4 separate regions of the Homo sapiens genome follow, and all the other regions are linked to region 2. A link is a loop called in an ENCODE intact Hi-C map of the cell type or tissue named here. Cell type or tissue: dorsolateral prefrontal cortex. All regions are shown on one strand. Region 1 has its middle 7.0 kb from the start of ALLC. Region 2 overlaps MYT1L (myelin transcription factor 1 like). Region 3 overlaps MYT1L (myelin transcription factor 1 like). Region 4 overlaps MYT1L (myelin transcription factor 1 like).

Region 1 (5,000 bases), 1.5 Mb after region 2:
ATTCTCTGCTCCAACACCAACCCCTGTCCTCCTGCAAATCCATGTGGGCAGACGGCCGCCTCTTCCACCAGCGCATCACACGACCCGCTGTGTCCCAGGCTGGGACACGACTTCAAGTGACAGTGTGATCTTCATGAAGTTACAGAAACATCCTAAGCCTCAGTTTCCTCATTGGTGGAGTGAATGATTTTCATGCCTCCCACTGGGGCCTTGTGAGGATTACATGACACGATGTGTGTAGGGCGGTCGGCGTGGCAGAGTACTGGGTGTTGAGTACTGAGTACCTGGCCCCGTAGAGAAGCCTGGGTGCCAGGCAGTGGTGAACATAGCCCAGGACAGTACGTTCTCATGCACGCCGTAGACGGGTTCATAGAAACGGCAACACACGTCATAGGTTCTTGGAAATGGCAGGCTTGGGTGAAATGGCAGTTAATGAAACCAGTTCCACAATGGGCGCGTTAATGAGCAAGACTGAAGTGCCTAGGGTGTCATTCTGGTCACAGGGTCATCACCAGACTTCGAAAAAAGACCCCAAACACTTCTTTTTTTTTTTTTTTTGAGACGGAGTCTCGCTCTATTGCCCAGGCTGGAGTGCAGTGGTGCGATCTCGGCTCACTGCAAACTCCACCTCCTGGGTTCACGCCATTCTCCTGCCTCAGCCTCCTGAGCAGCTGGGTCTACAGGCGCCCGCCACCACGTCCGGCTAATTTTTTGTATTTTTAGTAGAGACGGGGTTTCACCGTGTTAGCCAGGATGGTCTCGATCTCCTGACCTCGTGATCCACCCGCCTCGGCCTCCCAAAGTGCTGGGATTACAGGCGTGAGCCACCGCGCCCGGCCCCCAAACACTTCTAATATTAAATACTGAAGTAAATGTGGTTTACACATACATTTAAGAAAGATTAATAGAAATAAGATCCATGTTACCCAGTGATTCTGGTTCAGGGGTGCGGGTGGCCCACGCCTGACCTGGCAGCTCAGGGTGCAGGGTGGGCTCCAGCCCTGGAGAGGACGCTGTCCCATCGCAGGGCAACACACCCGCACTCACACAGGGACCGGGCAGACACACCAGGGACTCACGTGCACACGTGTGGACGCGGGAGGAAACCAGAGTGCCCAGAGACAACCCACGCAGACATGGGGAGAACAAACAGACGCCACAGACAGCGGCCCCAGCTGGGATTCAGTGTTTTTCCTCATCAGTGTTACAACGAAGCAAGGTTGGATGAAACAATTCGAGGACTTGCTGCCCGTAGCTTCCCCAGCTACAGCTGTTCAGCAGCGTCTAAGACGTTTTCCAAATTTGTTCTGTGAGGAACTGGACGTGATGCATTAGTGCCCTGGAAGGCACGGAGCCGTCATCTGTGGGTCTTCACCCCTTTCTCCCCTCTTATGTCTGATTCTTGCAGAAAACAAGAGCCGTTCGGCACTGGCTGCACAGTGCCCTCAATTGGAAGGGAAGAGGGCAGCGCTGGCTGAGAGGGCAGAGGAAGCCGGGACACCTCCTGGAGGAGGGAACACTCTCTGGGTTCTGGGGTTTAGGGAATTAGATAGCAAAGCCCTGTTCCAGGTTCCTGCAGGAGCTCCCACTGCTCCTCCTGGGGGCCGGAGTGGCATCCACAGGGCTCTCGGGGCAGCCAGGATTCCCTGTCTGTGGCCGGCCACCGGGCTGATGGCCCCTGAGTTGACCCAGGCAGCCTGCCTTGCCAGGACTGATGCTGAGCGCTGTTTGCTGGCTACTGAGTGAGAGAAACAGCGCACCACGGTGACTGTCAGGTGGAAGCCTGGTGAGGCCTGGGCAAGCGGGCAGCTGCAGCTCCAGCCCCAGCAGCACCTTGAAGCCCCTCGGCCCGGTGAACATGTGGGCCCTGGCAGCCACCTGCCCCATAGTTCTGTGGGGGTCAGCAGTGCGTGCACCTCCCTTCCAGATGCTCTGCTCCTGGGGCGTCTCGCACTTGTCTGGGGCTCAGTTTACTCCCATACAGGCGAGGAGCTTGGGTACAAACACCTCTGCCTCCACACTACCCCTCCCATGTGGGTACCCACTGTCACGCAGTCCCCACCCTGCAGACCCTCCACCAGGCTTCATGGAGGGGAGTCTGTGTTAATAGCAGGCACAGTGAAGGCGCACGGGGCCTTTCTTTGTACCTGGTTAATTCAGCAGTGTAGGATTATGCTTGCTTTAAAGCAAACGTGAGGGGCTATAAACACTGGGCCTGAAGTCAGAACCATTACCCTGATTTTATTCCCATAACTTCCGAGGAGGAGACCTATTGTGTAGACTGCAGAATCTGATCTGCAAAGTAGGAGGGAAACGGTTTGGTTAAGGAGAGAGCCGGGATTTATTAGGTGCTGCATTGAGGCATGACCGGAGAGCTGGCACGCGTGTATTTCTCAGAGCCCTCTGAAGCGTGGGCTGAGATGGATGAGCGCAGACACACAGCCTGGGGCTGCCCGGCGGTGGCGGCGGATCCGTGGCTCCATACTGCCATCTAGTGGGAAAAGAGGACGAGGACGGCGGCGCCCACACAGGCGCGGGGAGGTTTGCAGAGCCACGGAGGGCGCTCAGGCCGCCGATGCTTGCGGGAATTCTTTTTGGGTGGGTGGGTGGGTGGGGGGGGTGTGTGTGTGTGTGTGTGTGTGTGTGTGTGTGTGTGTGTGTGTGTGTGTGTGTGTGTGTGTGTGTGTGTGTGTGTGTGTGTGTGTGTGTGTGTGTGTGTGTGTGTGTGTGTGTGTGTGTGTTAGGAAGGGAGACGAGTTAAAGGCGTAGAAAGGACAAAGAGCAGGCGGGAGCAGGAGGCAGAGGCCGAGGTGTCAGACTCTTCAGAAAGCACCCGGCCTCGCTCCGCGTGAGTTCTCATCCTCAGTGGCACCCACGTTGTGTCCCTGCGGTGACAGCAGCCACGTAGACCTGACGACCGAAAGAGCAGTCAGGAGAAAGAAAGGTCACTTTGGCCGTTGATGGCAAAGACGAACTCTGGATGGAGGCTGGGCCAACCCCATGCGGAGCTCCATCGGCCGGGGAGGCGGGAAACATGCCCGGCGTTTCTTCAGGGGCAGGACGAGATCCCTGACAGATGTCGCGTGGCTCTCAATCGTCCTTATTCGCGGGCAGCTATTCATCCGGATGCTCCTCCCTTAGGCCTGAAACTGCTCTCGCGCTCTGCCCACGCCGTAGAAGGCAACTCAAGGTCACTGCATGGAAACCGTGCCCTTCGCTTCCCCTGTGGGCCCATCAGGGTCTGTGGCCGGTGAGGGCTGAGGTCACCAGACGCAACCCGGCTCAGCTCAGCAGTTCGGAACCAAGAACCACACGTTTCTTAGTTGCAAGCAGGAAAATCGCAGTCGGGCTAATTTAAGCACAAAGGGAATTTGTTGAAAGCGTTTTGGGAGCTCGCAGGAATTCTGGGAGGCCCGGAGCCCCGCCTCGGTGCGTGTGGAAGGGAACAAAGCCCATGGATTGTGCCGCCCACCACGACCTGCAAGGGCCCCTCGGCTGCCAGCAGCAGGTGCGGGTGGTTGCTAGGCTGCCCGCTGTTGCTATGGAAGCGGCTGTGCTGCTGTGTTTGCATTTCACTAGCTTCCTGTGCAGAGCCTGGGGGCCGGTCTGTCTGGTACCTAGAGCTCGGGGCCATTTTGTGGGCCTGCACAGGTTGTGCACTGCACAAATCCAGAGCCACTATTCATAGAGCTACAATCCGCACAATTCTACATGGAAGCTTTGTAGGCGTCCATGCCTTAGATACAAAGGAGGCTGGGAAGCACATATTTTTCCATTTCTATGGTGGGAAGAAAATGTGTTTCCTAAGGATGGAGATATCCCAAACAGCGTATATCAGTTAGCTTTTGTTGTGTAACAAACCACCCCAAAACTTTGTGATTTTTTTTTTTTTTTTTTTTTTTTTTTGGAAATGGAGTCTCGCTCGTTTAGCAGGCTGGAATGCAGTGGCGTGATCTCGGCTCACTGCAGCCTCCCGGTTCAAGGGATTCTCTTGCCTCAGACTCCCAAGTAGCTGGGACTATAGGCGTGTGCCACATGCCCGGCTAATTTTTTGTGTTTTAGTAGAGATGGGGTTTCACCGTGTTGCGCAGTCTGGTCTTGAACTCCTGAGTTCAGGCAATCAGCCTGGCTCAGCATCCCAAAACGCTAGGATTACAGGCGTGAGCCACCACGCCTGGCCAAAACTTAGTGATTTTAAATAATAACCATCCATTTAACCATTAATCTTAACTCTGTAGTCAGCAATTTGGACTGAGCTAAGCTGGGCAGTTGTTATGGTCTTGGCTGGGCTCACTCTGGTGTCTCTGGGTAGCTGGTGGGGTGGCTGGTCTCCAGTGCATCAGCTGGGAGGCCTGTCTGCAGCCTGCAGATTCTCACTTCAAGTAACTGGCCTGAACATGTCTGCAGGGTGGCAGCAGCATTTTGGCGCTGCTTCAAAAAGAGTGGGTGCACACGGGGCCCCCCGAAGCCTCCACTCAGAGCTGGAGCATCACTCTGTCTCCTTCTGTGCCCCAAGTTGGTCATGAGGTGAGCCCAGGGGTCAGGAAATAGACTCTGCCCATGATGGGAGAAGCTGTGGAGTTCCATTGCACAGGGGTGTGAGGGACTGTGGCCACGTTTGCAGTTTGCCACTTGTGTGAAGGAAGTTCAGATGTGGCCAGAATCAGGACAGACATCCATTGTGGCAGGGTTTGGAGAGGAGAGGGAAGGCCACTCCAGGTGACCGGCAAGGACTGGGCATGTGTTGAACTGAAGGCCTGGTGGCCCAAGTGGACCTGCGTCCTGCCAGCTACGATCCAGCCCTTGCCGCTTTCCCTGAAGGTGTGTCAGGCACTGTGAGCTGGGGTAGGTCCTTCTGCTAAAAAATTCCATCACAGTTTGTTGGGGGATTGTGGCAGCAGTGGGTGTCGAGAAGACAGTTTCTGGCATTGCTCTTGGGCTCAGGTACCACGAGGGTGCTGCCAGACCACACCGAGATGCTCTGCTCATCCTTGATGACC
Region 2 (5,000 bases):
TATTTAATATGAAGAATTGCTTAAAATTTTTCAAGCATAAGTTGAAGTATATTAATCAATAAAACAACTGAGATAATCCTATTCTACTTGAAGTCCTAATTGAAGATAACTTAAGCAAAATAATTGGTGCATAAACACTGATATTAATGATTTCTCCAATAATATTATGTGGCTATAACTAAGGTTGAGATATCAAAATCAGTGATTCCAGAAATTCCCAGAGAAACTCTACTCAGATATCCCATAGCCATAAAATCAATTACAAGGATGCCTGTTACAAACATAGAAGGGTTATAAATGTGGTTATGCCTTGTGCTTGTCAAAATATTTGAAAATTCCTCAAATTTTAAAATCGACAACAAAACAAATTCTGTTAAGGATAGTGCCTTGGATACTACCAATCAATATTAAATAATTCCAGTCATTTTGCTTGGATTTTTTTTCAGTGAAACTTGAATTATTATGACAAAAGGAATTTTAAAAATCTAAATTTAACAATTATCCATCAAATACCACTTCCTCCCTCCCAGACTAAACTACCACAAGAAAACATCAAGTACATTCTACTTTCTCAACAATAGTTTTATCAAGGTTGGAACACTGACATTTTCATAATGAGAGGTAAATAGAATAAGGCGCCATCTCCTAGGAGAACAGTGACGGAATTAAGAGCTCTCTGTATAAATGACAGCGTGCGCCAGGGCGCATGGTTGCTTCCAGTTTTCCTGCCACCATATTCATTAGGTTAAATATTCAACCATGTGGTTAAGACAAACATTTGAAGATACAGAATATCTCTAGCTACTGGTTGGGTTTGCATTTACACTGAAACCTTACGCTACCTCTGAATCACAGCTTCACGCTAACAGGACATTTTCACGTACATTTTTCAAAGGTGTGAAAACATGTTTGACCTGGCCAAAAAAAATTAGAAAAATGGTGAGAGGACAACCTGTTAGGCAATTTGCTAGGAATAAATAACACTTGTAATAATATATTGCTTTAAAAATTACAGAGTGCTTTTACCTACATAAATAGGCACTTAAGAATTCATGCTTACAGTAAATAAATAGTAATCTATGAAAAATGTAGTCTAAGGTAAAAACTCATAAATATCTCATCTTATTTGGGAGTCATTACCCAAAAGTAATTAAGGGAAAATAAAATTCAGTTTTTGTGTAATGAATATATTAAAAATTTATCTCAATGCAGACTACTGAATTAAGTATTTGAATTCTAAAACAAGTTTTCAGAATTAAATGATCATATTTCCATTTTCCATTTTCCGTAAGAAAAAATTCATCTTAAAACCTGGAGTAGGAGAAGCATGCTGTGCATTTCAGGGTACATCCCTGAGTGCAGCTCAGCCCAGGTTTAACCTCAGTTCCTTACTTATTCTTCCCTTGCTAGTGACAAGAGTTAACATCATGATTCGCATTAATACAAGACACAATAATATTAATTTCATAGTGTTAGAAATACTCAAGTATACAAAACTGTATGTATGCATTCTCTTTCTAATTATAAATTATTTCAAATGTCCAAACTAACATACATTACCTTTTAAACATACTAACTGTAAAGTGAAAGTATTTTTTTTTAATCATAGCTATCTTACGTCACTTACAAGGAAATTTGGTTTGCGGAAATATGACAGAGAAAAGAAATATGTATGTGTGCGAGTGAGGGTGTGTGCCTGTTTAAGAGAATAAAGGAGACTTAGATGACTGAAAACACCTAACATTCACAAATGAGGGAAATGGAGATCAACCTTAGGAGATTTGCCCAGCTCGTTACAAAATCTGGGTTAGGATGCCGTTCTTTGCCCCCCATGGTAACAGAGTTTTAGTCTAGATCGCCGGCATGCCTCACTACAATATGATAGTGTTAATCGTCAAATTAGCTCAATCAGCTGAGTTTTCTATGAGGAATGGACACTGGTTCCTTTGCGTCTACATTCACAGCCCTGGGAGGGAGTGGTCGCTGCCCTTGCAAGCTCAGCTTAGGGTAAATCACAAGCCAGCCATGTACACCTTAAAGCTGGGGATGAACGTCATCTGCCTGGGCCTCTGTTTTCTCATAAGTCACGTGCTGCTTGTAAAATGCATAATGTGATGACTATAACTTAACCTGTTTCAAAAATAGTACTTACCTCTCTGCTTGTCTCTTCTTTCCACTACATTAAGCTTCCTATTAAGGCCTTTTTTATTTATTTTTATTTTTAAAAATCATTGTAAAGTCAGTACAGGGCTTGTTCTCCATCTCACTCTTTTAAACCTAAATTATTGTGCCCTGAAGGCCGGCTCTGTACGCTGGTACACTGTGAGGGATGGATGTGAAGCTAAGGGGAGTCATGCTCTTACAAAAATCAAGCTGTTGGTGAAACTCAAACAAGAGAAGCTAAAAATTTATAATTAAGGTAACTCTTAAGGTATTACTTGTTCCTATAAAGCAGTTTGTAAATTACGAAAGATGATCCCATGCTCCCCACTCCGCACTGTGGATACGAATGTGCGCATTGCACACACGTGTGTGTGTATTATCCTCATCTCTGAACCGTGCAATACCTCGCTCATAGCGACCACCGAAGATTCCTACCAGCTGTCCCCATTGAGTGCGCACTGTGTGGTGGGTGTTTTAATCTCAGGAATCCTGCAGACTCCCCCGAAGTCCATTTCCAGTGAACCTGTGTGTTAGACCCACGGCCACCAGGTGGCGATGGCGGTCACCGGGAGGCCGGCGCGGAGGAACCAGCGCCCACAGACCCTTGCTCGGCGGAAGTCAAGGAGGTGCCCCCCAGCCCGTGGATCGAACTGCCGGATTTTCATTTTATAGTGCAACTCTTTTAAACATGATTCCATGTTAAAAATAATTGTGCTTGTAAGTCTTTTAAACTCGCTCTCCTTCAATCATATTGGCGAGGAAAACATTTTCTAATTTGCAGCCCAGGCTGGAGTGCAACGGCGCGGTCTCGGCTCACTGCAAACTCCACCTCCCGGGTCCGGGTTCAAGCAATTCTCCTGCCTCAGCCTCCCGAGTAGCTGGGATTACAGGTGTCCACCATCATGCCCAGCTAACTTTGTATTTTTAGTAGAGACGGGGTTTCACTATGTTGGCCAGGCTGGTCTTGGACTCCTGACATCGTGATCCGCCCGCCTAGGCCACCCAAGGTGCTGGGATTACAGGCATGAGCCACCGCCCTCAACCTCTTTCTTTGTTGCTTTTTGTTTTTTGAGATGGAGTTTGTTTCGCTCTGTCACCCAGGCTGGAGTGCAGTGGCGTGATCTTGGCTCACTGCAACCTCCGCCTTCCGGGTTCAAGCAATTCTCCCGCCTCAGCCTCCTGAGTAGCTGGGATTACAGGTGCGCACCACCATACCCAGCTAATTTTTGTATTTTTGGTAGAGACGGGGTTTCACCTTGTTGGTCAGGCTGGTTTCGAACTGCTGACCTCGTGATCCGCCCACCTCGGCCTCCCAAAGTGCTAGGATTACAGGTGTGAGCCACCGCGTTTTTTCAAGCTTTCAGGAATTCTCTATTATGAATGCAGTCTTCGTCCTCCCACTTTGCTACTGGAGCCCAGGAGGGGGCTGCGGTCGCCTGTGATCTCAGTCCCTTCTTGCTCTATCAATGATTGTTTCTGCCACATGAGACCACCCGGGAAGGAAAGGGTTGCTTGGCTGATGCCGGCCCCGATGGCAGGGAAGCACTGCTGCTCCCCGCACCCCTGACCAGGGAAGGTGAGGTCTTCCTACGCTCTTGTTAAACTGTGCGTCTGTCAGCAGGGCGGCACCGTCATCTGGCGATGATGTGCACGTGGACCTGATTATGGCACTGGTGAGATCCCACACTATCCAATGTGACTAGCAATGCCGTGCAGTCAACTGCCTGTATCTCCCACTCACTTTAAGAGTGTGGGCACCGGCTCCAGACTGTCTGGCTTGGAGTCTGAGTGCTACTTCTTCCTGTATGTGCCATCTTGGACGATGTATTTGACCTTTCTGTACCTCGGTTTACTCATCTGTCATGGGAACACTGCAGCCCCTCTCTCCTGGGGACTCTCATGGGGACTCTGCAGGTGGAATGCACTGATGGATACGAGGTGCTCAGAGCAGTGGCTGGAACACGGAAGCACCCAGGGCATCAGAGCCACCATCATCACAGAATGTCTGCCTGTGTCTGGCATTAGACTACACGAAGGGGTAGGAAAAAGCCCACCTTCCTCCCTGTAATGGCCGGCGTAGGCACATAACACATGTGTAACACGCTATCATATACAAAGTAATTCATGTACAGGGTCCAAGTTCTTAAAGAACTCAAGTCCTCCAAACAAAATAGACGATTTAAAGCTAACAGCCATTACTTGGACATTGTTGTATAGTCTTGGGCCATGGGCAAAATTTACCAATGTGTAAGAGTTTAAAGTTGTTCCTCTTCGCTTCTCTGTCACAGAGAACGCTGGGTTGGCCATACAACTTACTGTCCTTCCGCATCAGTGGAGGGTTCTGTCTCTGCCAGGCTGGTTCCTGGTGTTTTGTACAGAATTGTGGAACTGGGAGGGAGGATAGGAATGTGTGTGTGTGTGTGTGTGTGTGTGTGTGTGTGTGAGAGAGAGAGAGAGAGAGACCAATGAGTAGAAGACAGAACTGGATCCACACAGGGATTTCTATGGGGAGGCGCAGACAGGGACAGTAGGAGAGAGAGCTTGGGGGCAGTCACACAGGGTGAGGGAATGAATGCAAACTGAGAGAAGCCAGGAGATTGAGGGGTTTTCAGGGCACGCTGGCTCGCCTGACCTTGTGTTTCCTCCCCAACATTCTGGCACAGTGGGGGATCATCTGACCCATTTCTTTGGGCACAGCATCACTGCCGGATGAAACTCTGAAGGCTCAGGCTATGTTGGGTTACCCTGTTTTTCTGTAATCCTAGGATTTAAAGAATTTGATTTGTTTGGGGCTGTTTCAGCATCTTAGAGCCTGTGGGAGGCGGAATAATGCTCTT
Region 3 (5,000 bases), 170 kb after region 2:
TGAGGTCTAGAACCTTGTCTTGGAACTGTGCTCTGTATATCTGAGAGTCCCATGGTCACCCCCAACCTCTGATGGAGCAAACGTTTATCTGCAAGGAGAGGGAGCTGGGGAAGGCCCAGAGCCCTGGCTTCCACTTCCATCTGAGGAGCGAGGCCTTCGTCTGCTTTCGTTTTTTAAAAGGTTCTTTATTTGCGCAAGTCTGAAGTCGCTGGATGACCTCATCTCGAAGACTAGCGTGCTGTGTGCTTTATCACATGCCATATAATAGCAAGAACATGTTATACTCACACAGTTTGTATAATTAAAGGACTTACATTTTAAGGAAATACAACACTGGTGTGGGCATAAAGATAACAATGAAGAAAAAGAGTCATTAAAACTTAATTGCTCATCACATGTGCCAGCCAAGTTTAAGAACTACAGGTTAAAATGACAGCATTCTGTTAGCATCCATGCCCCCAGTCCACACATACACACACATGCTCTGACGTAGAGGCAGGAAAACAACATGGTTTAAAGATGTGGTTCCTGGACCTGGTTGCATATTGCAATTACCTGCGACCTTTGGAAAGGCACTGACCCCTGCCTGCAGAGACACTGATCCAATTAGTCTGGGGTGAGGCCCAGGCATCAGTATTTTTTTTAAGGTCCCCTGGTGATCCTGATGTGTGGCCAGGGCTAAGAAACACTGGCTCAAAAGAAATCCCCAGAACTAGCAAAAGAAAATCCAGATTTGAATTGCTATTCTGCTAGTTCTTAGCTGTATGAACTTCAAAACACAACCACTTCCTCCATTAGATAAAGAGGAAAAAGATAAAACATTGACAACACCAGCCCACTCACCTTCTAGGGCCATTATAAAAATCAATTTAGATTATGTAAGGGAAAGGCTAGGTAAAAAAAAAAAATGAAAGTCAGTATAAATTATGTTTTTACTTAAGGAATAACTCAGAGCAACATTAAATTCTCCTATGCTGAGAACCCTGAGACAAAGCACAGAAGCAGCCTAAGAAGCGAGAATGATGAAAAAAATCAGGAAAAAAGGGTTGTGATTCTGGGTTTTAGCTACAAAGCCAACGTACAGCCTTCCTGCCTCCTGACTATGAAACCAGTGATTTGTGATTTGAGCTTAAATCTCTTTATGATATAAAATGAAAATGTTCTGGGCTCAGGACAATTAGCTAGAGAAGCCCATGATTTTACAGGTTGGAGCTGGAACTGAAGCCCCATGCCTGCCCATGACTTCAGAAGAAGATTTAATCTACAGGCATTTACTCCTCGCGGAAATGGAAGAGGTGACTCTTGGGGATGGGAGGCAGGAGACTGGCCAACAGGAAAGTGTCCAGGTCTTTGTCCTGAAGAAGCTCATCACACAAACTGGAAGGTGAAAATCAAAAGCGACATATTTGCTAATGGGACAAACAAGAGGAAGCCGCTCAGTTCTAAGGAGACGCGGTGCGTGATGGGTTCTGAGTCCCGGCGCCGTGGCCTGTGTGGAAAGTCGGGTTCTGCACCGCGTACGCTGGGTGCGGTTGCAGGTGGACAGCAGCTTCCCTTGCCACGTGCAGGCGCCGAGCCAGCCTGGCTCCCCGACCCACGCACCCTGTGCCCCCAGGTGCCAGCTCTTGCATTACAGGAGCCCACATGACCGGGTCTGAAAAGAACCTAAAAGTCACTGTCTCACAGAGTATTTGATAATTTTTAGCATTTCTATTCACAGCCTAGCTTTCTCTGGAGCATCTCACGAGACGTCAGAGTGCGATTCTAAGAGTGCAGAGGAGCGCTCGACAGCCCGCAGGTGCAGGGCGGGGCGGGTGGCTGTGCCCGGGCTGAGAGGAGCGGGTGGGGCCCGACTGCCCATCCAGGGCGCTGCTCTCTGGGCCTGGGCCTCAGCTGCGTGGGCTCTGCTTCCCTCTGTTGGTGTGGAGCGGGAAGGAAGGAATCTTCCCAGGCAAAAGGGGCAGCGAGCAGGGCAGGTGAAGGCTCTACTATCCTCAGATGCAAGAATTCCTGCAGAGTGACTGGGGGCGGGCGCAGGGGCCTGCAGCTCTGGGGTCCGTGGCTCAGGAAAGACTGAAGGCTGCCCTGCTCAGCCTCTCCTGAAGCTGAGTCGGTGCCGCTCAGGCCAGCCTGCGGCCTCCTTGGTTTGGGATAGCAATTCTATTCCCAAACGTTACATGAAAACAAACCTGAAATTGGAGAAAAAGTCCTTGTGAAATGCACAAAAGACTTACGGTTGGCTATGGAAAGAACTGTTGGGAAAATTCCCCACTTCGATTTCCTTTGCTATTTTTTATTTTCTTGTGGATGTCAGGACTCCATATTGCCCTCAGCAGTGACACGGTTTCTGGACAGGACACTGCAAACCCAGAGGTGGTTCGTCAGCACTCGGGGACAGCCTCCCATCCCTGTTGGGGCTCAGCGCGGGGCCCTGCCGGGACAGGTGCACAGACATAGCCGTCTGTGTGGCCCTCAGGGTCCCAGCCTCCACAAGCCACATTGAGAACACTGTGCTCAAGTCACACAGAGAGCAAAGTTTGTATTTGTAAATTTAAAAAAGACGAAGTGGTTCTACATCCTGATATCACAAGCAAGTTTGCTTCCAAGGAATCAGACGTATTGGATAAACTGTATCTGACAAACTATTCTCCCTAATTTATTTTAACCCCAAGTCTGTACACAGAGCAATCAGAAAGACATTTGAGATAAGGAGAGTGGGATAGGAGAGGAACGGATCTGTGGAAATCGGTGAGACGGGGAACCAAGGCACGCTCTTTTCCCTGAAACACACTCTGCAAAAGAACATTTTCCTCTGTCTTGCATGTTTATGTTTCATTTGCAAGTTCTGCTTACAGAGAAAATCTGAAGTCATAGAGACAGGATCAAGAAGATAGAGGCTCTGGATCTGGGGCCAAGACAGCCACCCTGGAGGCATCTGGAGCCAGAGGGTCCCAGCTTAGCAGCTCGGGGAAGTAAAGCCTCAAAACTGTCGTTGACATCAGGTGCCACTGGCCTCATGGGGCCTTTACTACGGCAGCTGTGTCCATCTTCTATGTAATCCAAAGGGCTGAGGGATAAGAAAAAGAACAAGAACAGCACCGAGGAGGGAAAGAAAATGCCTGTGTATTCTTAGGGGAACCTGCCAAGTGCACTAAGGAAAAAGGAAGAGTGAGGGCTTCAGAGCTCCGTCCCCAGTGCCCAGGTACTACAGATAGAGAGAGGACCTCATTCCCCATTCCCCCACGCTGACTGTGCTCCTTGAGGACAGAGCGCCCTTGGTTAGAGGCAGATCTGCAGGAGCAGGGCGTGGAGGGTGATGGTGAGCACTGTTCCCACACAGGTGGAGCTGGGCTTCCCTCGGAGCTAAGGAGGTGGAACTTAGAAGAACGAAGGCTTCCAGGTGAGGGGCCTCAGGGGGTCCCCGGGGAACAAAACACACCCCTGAGGAAGTAGTAACTGGTATAAGATGGTGTGTCTGTGTCCCTTAGGTGCGCAGGGCCAAAGCTTCCGCCTGAGGCTGCCCTGGCCCTTCTGGGAAGGACCTGCCCCTCGGCCTGGGGCAGGAGGTGGACACCAACCCCCAGGTGCAAGACCGGCCCCCTCCCTCCTCCCGGCTCCTCTGGAGTCAGACGTTTTTGAAAATGCACAAAGCAGAAGGAAAGATGTGGGACGAGATCCTTGGAAGGAACTCAGGCTTGTTCATGCCCAGTTCCAAGAACGCCAGCCTGCTCCGTGCTTGGCGCGCCTCTGAGGGATGCTTCTGGATAGCATCAGCCATGGGAAGGCAACGGCCACCAGCACGGGGGGCAGGACAGGGCCCCCCGCTTTCAGTGGAATTGGATGGTCTTGCTTTAAAAAGTAGTGGGGTGAATACAGAGGAGAGTAAGGAGGAAGAGAAAAAAAATCTGGGTTCTAAAAGATATCTTCATCTATCAGTGTAAAATATTAAATTATGGTGACAGCTCAGACCCTGAGGAATGAGGAACATGAGAATGGCCGAGAGACAAGCATGGTTGGTCACAGGTGACGGTTAGCGACTCACGGGCGGTGCCCCGGTCACTTGACTCTGCTTAGAAAACAACTGGCCATCTGAGGGGAGCCCTGTGGTGAGGGGAGCCCCTGGCATCCTCTCAACTTATGCCAGGCCCCAAGCACAACAAAAGCCTGGCTGTCCTTGTTGCATATCTTAGGATGGTTTCAATTTAGAAAGAATGGGGGAAGAGAGTTGGCAAGGACTGAGATCAGATGAATTTTGACTTGAGCTCAGCACAGCATCACCCAGAAGCCGCGTCTGATGCCCGCGCCTGATGCAGTTCATCTGAGGCCAGGCAGCCCAGCAAGGCTCAGCTTAAGCCACTGAACACATGCTGGAGACTGCATTGCATTCGAGATATGAACGGAAGGAGGAAAGAGAGGGCAGACAGTGAAGTTGAAATTACCTCATTCTACACATGAGACCAAAACTGAGTTAAATCTGCTTCACTTTCTGCCTGTTCTTTTTACTGGGGAGGCTGAGGGTATCTAAGTCACATGTAACTAGGAATAAACATTCAGCCCATTATTAAAGTGTCAGCGGATGCTCATTTCACCATTTACCTTGTAGAAGAAATCAATTATTAAGTATCTGTTGAAAGCAATAGTGTGTGCAAAGACTTGGGCAGGGTATTGTAGAAGACATTATACTACATTATATTATACAATAGTCCCTGTCCGCAAGAAGCTAACATTCCGGGTGGAGAAGCAATCAATGTGCATAAATGAGATCAATAACGTGCAGTTAAAAGTGATGTTCTTTTTTTTTTAGGTGGTGATCTCCCCTTCAATCTAGGTATTCAGGCAGAGACCGGATCAGCAGGTGAACACCAGTCAAGATTTCCGGAGAATCCCTGAATTAGGAGAGATGCTGGATGGTGTGAAATCTATGATCCGCCTTTCCTGATCACAGTCTGTGATACTAAAGCGTGCTGAGGCTTCAGAGCAGATGTGATAGGAGCTCAGGA
Region 4 (5,000 bases), 210 kb before region 2:
TACGCAGCCCCGCGGGTTGGTCTGTTTTATTGGGTGGGGGTGGTTTTCATGTTGCCAATAATTAGCTGTGGGCTGATGGGGAGAGGGAGGGTGGCCTATGAGTTGTTCAGTGTTTGGTCTTGCCATATGGAAGGTGGGTGCATTTCCCTGAAAGGGTGGCTTCCTGAGATGGGTGCTCTGGGGGCACTTCAGGCCAGGACCCCAAATGCAGAAAACTCTAGATGTAGCTGTGCCACAATTTATTGAGGAGTTATCTCTTGATAGTAGGGTCATAGATGGCTTTGTTTTCTTATTTTTGCTTAAATAAATATTTATAATTTTCTGTAAAGATTTTAACTTTTCTATTCAGGGAGGAAGGGAGTTTAATTACTACGTTAGAAGCTTCTTGGGATGTTATGAAATAATACTCAAGAACAAAAAGGATATTCATATTGTTTGCCCAGTGATTTGCTCCAAGAGATTTATCCTAAATAAATAATTTACTTTTTTATTTTTTTGAGACAGGTTCTTGCTCTGTCATCTAGGCTAGAGTATGGTGGTGCAATCACACAGCTCACAGCAGCCTTGACCTCCTGGGCTCAAATCAATCCTCCCACCTCAGCCTTCTGAGTAGCCAAAGAAATAACAGAAGCAAAGTGCTGTATATATGAAAGAAATGTGTATTATTGCCCTCTCTTTAATAGTAAAAGCAGGAAACAGCCTGAATGCCTCAAAGCTAGAACCTAGTTTTGGCACTGAGGGGTACATCTGAACAGTAGAATATACGTAGCTGTGAAGATGACAATTAAGATGATTACATAGAGACAAGGACGCGTGTTTCTGCTGTGATGTTGTGTGAAAAGGCAGGATATGTGACAATTGTCATAGTTTTCATGTAGATGAGGATTTCAAACAACACGTAAGAATGAAAGCTGTATAGAAGGGCTGAGTGAATGGGGAGCTTATCCTCCCAAAACTTCAATAAAACAGTGGTTTCAGCCGGATGATCTGCGACATTGTAACACTGATTGACCCACTGTAACATTCGGGTCAGTCATTTAACCTCCGCACTCTGGATTTTCTCACTTGCCAAACGGAGGTGACAACACCTACTCCCACCTACACCTCAGGGCATTGGGCGTAACAGGAGGGAGCTCTGCCGGTTTTGCACGCGAGAGCTTCCACACGTGTGCACAGGGTGCTCATACCCCTGGCATCGTCAGAAACATCAGCACCAGCCTTAGTTGGTGTGAGGCCCTATCCTGCAAAATATGACAAAATTACCTTGGACATCTCAGTAATTTTCAAAGCTTCCCTTTCATCTAGCACTCAGACTCATGAAATACCAGGTCCAGAAACAAAACCAGAAATGATTTCCTCCAATTCTCTCATGTAAATTGTCACAGCGAATCCGCAGACACCAGGGGAAGAATGACACCCTTGCCCTCACACAGCCTGGCCTGGAGTGAGGGGTCCTGGCCCCGGCTTCCAGCACAGCCCCGCCCTCCAGTCCCTGCCCCTGCTGCTGTAGGGACATGCCCTGAGCGGGTGTCCCCAGCGCTCCGAGGTGTGGGGCAGACTATGGATAGAGCTCACGGATGGTGCACTCCTGCTGGGTACCTGAGCACGCGGTCCGAGGCCTGGCTGGACTTGGACACGTCGCAGCTCTGGTGCTTTTCCTGTGCCTTGGCCAGTTTCTCTGCTGCAGCGATCGGGCATCCGGAGAGGCTGCAATCACAGAAAGCGGGTTGAATGGTCCCGCCTCAAACACCTTCACAGCACACTAATCCTCCCTTAGCACCAAGACCCTGATGCAGGTGGAGCTGGTGAGGGAGGGGTAGTTTCCCAAACCTGGCACAGGCAGTCCTGATGGGTGGACTGGGAGAGGGGGAGGTAGTCATGTTTCCAGGTGCATGCTTTCTGCTGGTCTCCAGCAGAGAATGCTGGCGGCAGTGCTATGTGTGAGGTGTATTCAATCCTTCCCAATGAGAGCATCCCAGCTCCCATGCATTCGGGAGGACATAGCTGGTGAAAACTGTAGACAGATTCCATTTCTGGAGATGAAGAATTAACAGCTTGGGTAGGATGAGTTTTGAAGCCCCAGAATGGCAATGAATTGACTGTTACCAGAAGATGGAGCTCCAAGCTGATTTCCTAAATGCTATTGACTGTGGCGTCTGGGGGGCCTGTCTGACTTTAGCCCTTTGGTGTTCTCCACAAGCAGGGAAATGAAAGTGGAGAGGAAAGCAGAATGATTTCTAGGACTGCAATAAAATGTTTTGTGGAGCCAAATAGTTCAGGCTTAGTCTAGACGGAGGAGACAGCAGCTGGGCTCTTTTGTGTGCAAGCTCACTTTATGTGAAATCACCGTGTCTGCTCTGTGGGTGTCTACATACGTATCTGCTCATATGCACAGACGCTCACCCCATATATGTGTCATATCCCAAAAATACGCCTGTGCTGAGGTTTGACGGAGGCCCTGACGCTGCGGATGCTGCATCGAACAGCACACAGCACGCACCTCTCCAACCTATCGATCATTTCCTGCTTCTGCAGATTAAACACCTGAATGTCTCTGGAGGGCACAGTGGTCATTTGTTTCATTATAAATGTAACACAAAGGACCAGGTTTGCCAGTCAGACAAGCAAAAATTAGAGTGAAGCTTGTAACAGTTTCCTTCTTTTAGATACAATTTTACGTGAACTCATAAAACCATAGACTGTAAGACAAACTTTAAAAGAATCACTTTTTGGCCTCTGGGAAAAAAAAAGTTATCAGATAAGAACGCAATATTATGGGCAGCTGAGTAGTTCTTATCAAGTCTGCACAGGACAGGAAAAGAGAACTCAGATCTTTCACAAACAAAAGAGTGGTTCTGAGTCCATTGGTTAGCAGGAGTCCAGAATCTATTTCCCTGGCACCCCAGCCTCCCACAGACCACCCCCCAACCTGCTAAACATCTGCAGGTTTTCTGAAGACGTCCATACTTGTGACCTGGGGTTTCCATAGAATTCCAAGGGCAGCCAAGCCAAGCTACACACTGTACAGGCGTGCTGCATTCCAGGCCACGTCCTGTCCAATGAACACTAGGACAGCCCTGTCTTCACCTCGGAGGACAGCGAAGGCTTGGTCTCCTTCCTTCCAGCCATTGTAAATGGTCATGGTTTCCACTCCTGATACTATACCCTGCTATGATAAGGTGGGTGGGGCAACTAAAACCATCCAGTTTGCACCACAAGGGCGTGGAGTGCTTTCACTCCCGTGCATTATATGGAGGTGCCCGCACTTGGGGAGCACGGTGGGGAGCACCATATGGAGCGTGGTAGGCCCCCCAGGAAGGAGAAGGCATGGAGAGCAGCCGGTGCTCCCTCCCACACCAGTGACCCACGCGTGGCTTACCTTCGGTGGGAGTTCCTGTTGCTGTTGACATGCCCGCGCCCCGTGCAGCCCGGAGTGGGGCACTTGAGGACACTTTCATGCATGGCAAGGACTTGACAGGGAGAGGCAAAGAGAACAGCCAGTGTTAAAACAGAGGCACGGTTAGGGCACATGAAAATGCAGTCATTTAACAAAGGCCAGGTCGCTCATGATAGACAGTCCTACAAACGTTTGTGATGGGCATGGCCAGGAAAACACACATGGGAGGAGAAAGAAGGTTGACTGGACCCTACGGACCCTACACGAAAGGCCAGAGAAAGAAGGTTGACTGGACCCTACAGACCCTACATGAAAGGCCAGAGAAAGAAGGTTGACGGGACTCTATGCTAAGGGCCTCACACAGCAGAGGCGCTGGAGCCAGGAGCTGGGGAGTTCAGAGAACACAGAACTGACTCTTTCCTGATGGGCTAGGGGAGCGAGGGCCTCACAGATATTACCCATGCACAAGCATGGAGTATTGATTAGCCATAGAACAACACAGAGGCTGGGGATTTTAAAAACATGCCTGTGCTTTGGAAACACACAGCATTATGAACGTGTGGTGGGTAGATGAATACAGAACCACAAACCTTAATTTTAAATAAAATGAATTAAATAATCACTCTTCCTTTAGGAATCAAGTGCTTTATTATTCTTTAAATAGGATGAGCTAGAAGAGTAAGCGTCTGCGTTTTTACCCTGTGAAATTAACAAGCGGGAGAGGCCTCTTGCATGGACACCTTTTGTGGTGCAAGGATGCTACTGGCTGGTCGGCAGGGGAGAGCTGCTTGAATTTTCCCAGCAGTGGTGTTGGACCTGAATTATTTGTGTCTTCCTTCTTTTCTGGTCCTTCATGAACGCTCTACTACTCTGGGTTCTGGGGGAAGGTTAGCAGGGACGAAGGGACCCCCACACGGACCCTGTCTGCATCATGCTCTGCTCCTCTGAGCCCGCTGTCTCCAAACTCCAGGGGAATGGGGTGGTGGCTTTCCCTGACAGCAAGGTTTACCTGAGGCCAGGTGAACATGGAAGGTCTATTCAAAACAGATCTGCCTACTCTAGTTATGTAATTGTATTTTTGACACTTTTCCTCCTTCTCTAGAACAACCTCTCTCTTTCCCCTGCAGTCTGCTGGGCACTGAATCCCACATCCACATGGTGTTGCTGTTATCTGAGTCCACACCCTGTCTTCTTACTGCTGGGCAGTCCCTTCAGCAGAGTTTGCTTTGGTATTAGCTTTATCGCTCCCACAGTTCCTGGCTTGTCCTGGATGTGGTAGGTCCTAGTAAGTGCTGTCAGAAAAATGAATGATCAAAGTGAGTCCACCTTTGGTTCATCTTGTGCTGGCACCTGGCTGGAGGGGGTCACAGGAGGGTTCCTTTCTGAGAGGATCCAAGCACAGTTCCCTGCCCCCTTCCTCCCTGTCCCAGAGGAAGAAGTGCTGCTCCTCCCTACAGGGAGGCCTCTCCAGGAAGCATGTGCGTGGTCCTCCTTCCTGCAGGATGTCGATCTACCTACTTCGTTCATTCTTTCTTCTTTATCATTTGTCCACCACCGTGTGACAACAGCACACGAATGCTTCTCTTCACACTGCTCCCCTCTG

What was found. A loop is a pair of places that touch in the nucleus more often than their neighbours do. Peaks named below come from ENCODE experiments on the same cell type or tissue, not always from the same donor. Only the 100,000 strongest peaks of a DNase experiment are listed, where the experiment ranks them.
Region 1: a loop joins it to region 2, with 5 times the contacts of the local background. A loop is called at or near these places in 11 of 110 quality-filtered maps.
Region 3: it touches region 2 in a loop (3-fold over the local background); 33 of 110 quality-filtered maps call a loop at or near these places.
Region 4: it touches region 2 in a loop (2.4-fold over the local background); 17 of 110 quality-filtered maps call a loop at or near these places.

Annotation. Positions count from the first base shown.
Region 1 is chr2:3,648,702-3,653,701 of GRCh38, forward strand. It overlaps a transcript of ALLC not described here. Among named protein-coding and RNA genes, the nearest start is that of ALLC, 7.0 kb to the right of the region's middle. RefSeq lists enhancers at 2,850-3,129, 3,240-3,988, 3,240-3,479. In dorsolateral prefrontal cortex, CTCF peaks have their summits at 2,449 (motif pointing left) and 3,158; DNase peaks (open chromatin) are centred at 2,460, 3,056 and 3,450; H3K4me3 peaks cover 1,460 bases; H3K27ac peaks cover 3,179 bases.
Region 2 is chr2:2,118,268-2,123,267 of GRCh38, forward strand. All of the region lies in intron 3 of MYT1L (myelin transcription factor 1 like), which reads right to left. Among named protein-coding and RNA genes, the nearest start is that of MYT1L-AS1, 200 kb to the right of the region's middle. RefSeq lists a silencer at 2,642-2,731. In dorsolateral prefrontal cortex, CTCF peaks have their summits at 2,704 (motif pointing right) and 2,904; DNase peaks (open chromatin) are centred at 2,724 and 3,822; H3K4me3 peaks cover 506 bases.
Region 3 is chr2:2,290,165-2,295,164 of GRCh38, forward strand. All of the region lies in intron 1 of MYT1L (myelin transcription factor 1 like), which reads right to left. Among named protein-coding and RNA genes, the nearest start is that of MYT1L-AS1, 27 kb to the right of the region's middle. RefSeq lists enhancers at 1,825-2,613, 3,621-4,120. In dorsolateral prefrontal cortex, a CTCF peak has its summit at 1,891 (motif pointing left); DNase peaks (open chromatin) are centred at 1,529, 1,918, 3,732 and 4,304; H3K4me3 peaks cover 288 bases; H3K27ac peaks cover 4,780 bases; H3K27me3 peaks cover 781 bases.
Region 4 is chr2:1,908,641-1,913,640 of GRCh38, forward strand. MYT1L (myelin transcription factor 1 like) reads right to left here. Exons shown (of 25, transcript NM_001303052.2): 12 at 3,380-3,470; 13 at 1,600-1,707. Among named protein-coding and RNA genes, the nearest start is that of PXDN, 170 kb to the left of the region's middle. In dorsolateral prefrontal cortex, CTCF peaks have their summits at 2,121 (motif pointing right) and 2,326; DNase peaks (open chromatin) are centred at 2,151 and 2,383; H3K27ac peaks cover 3,698 bases.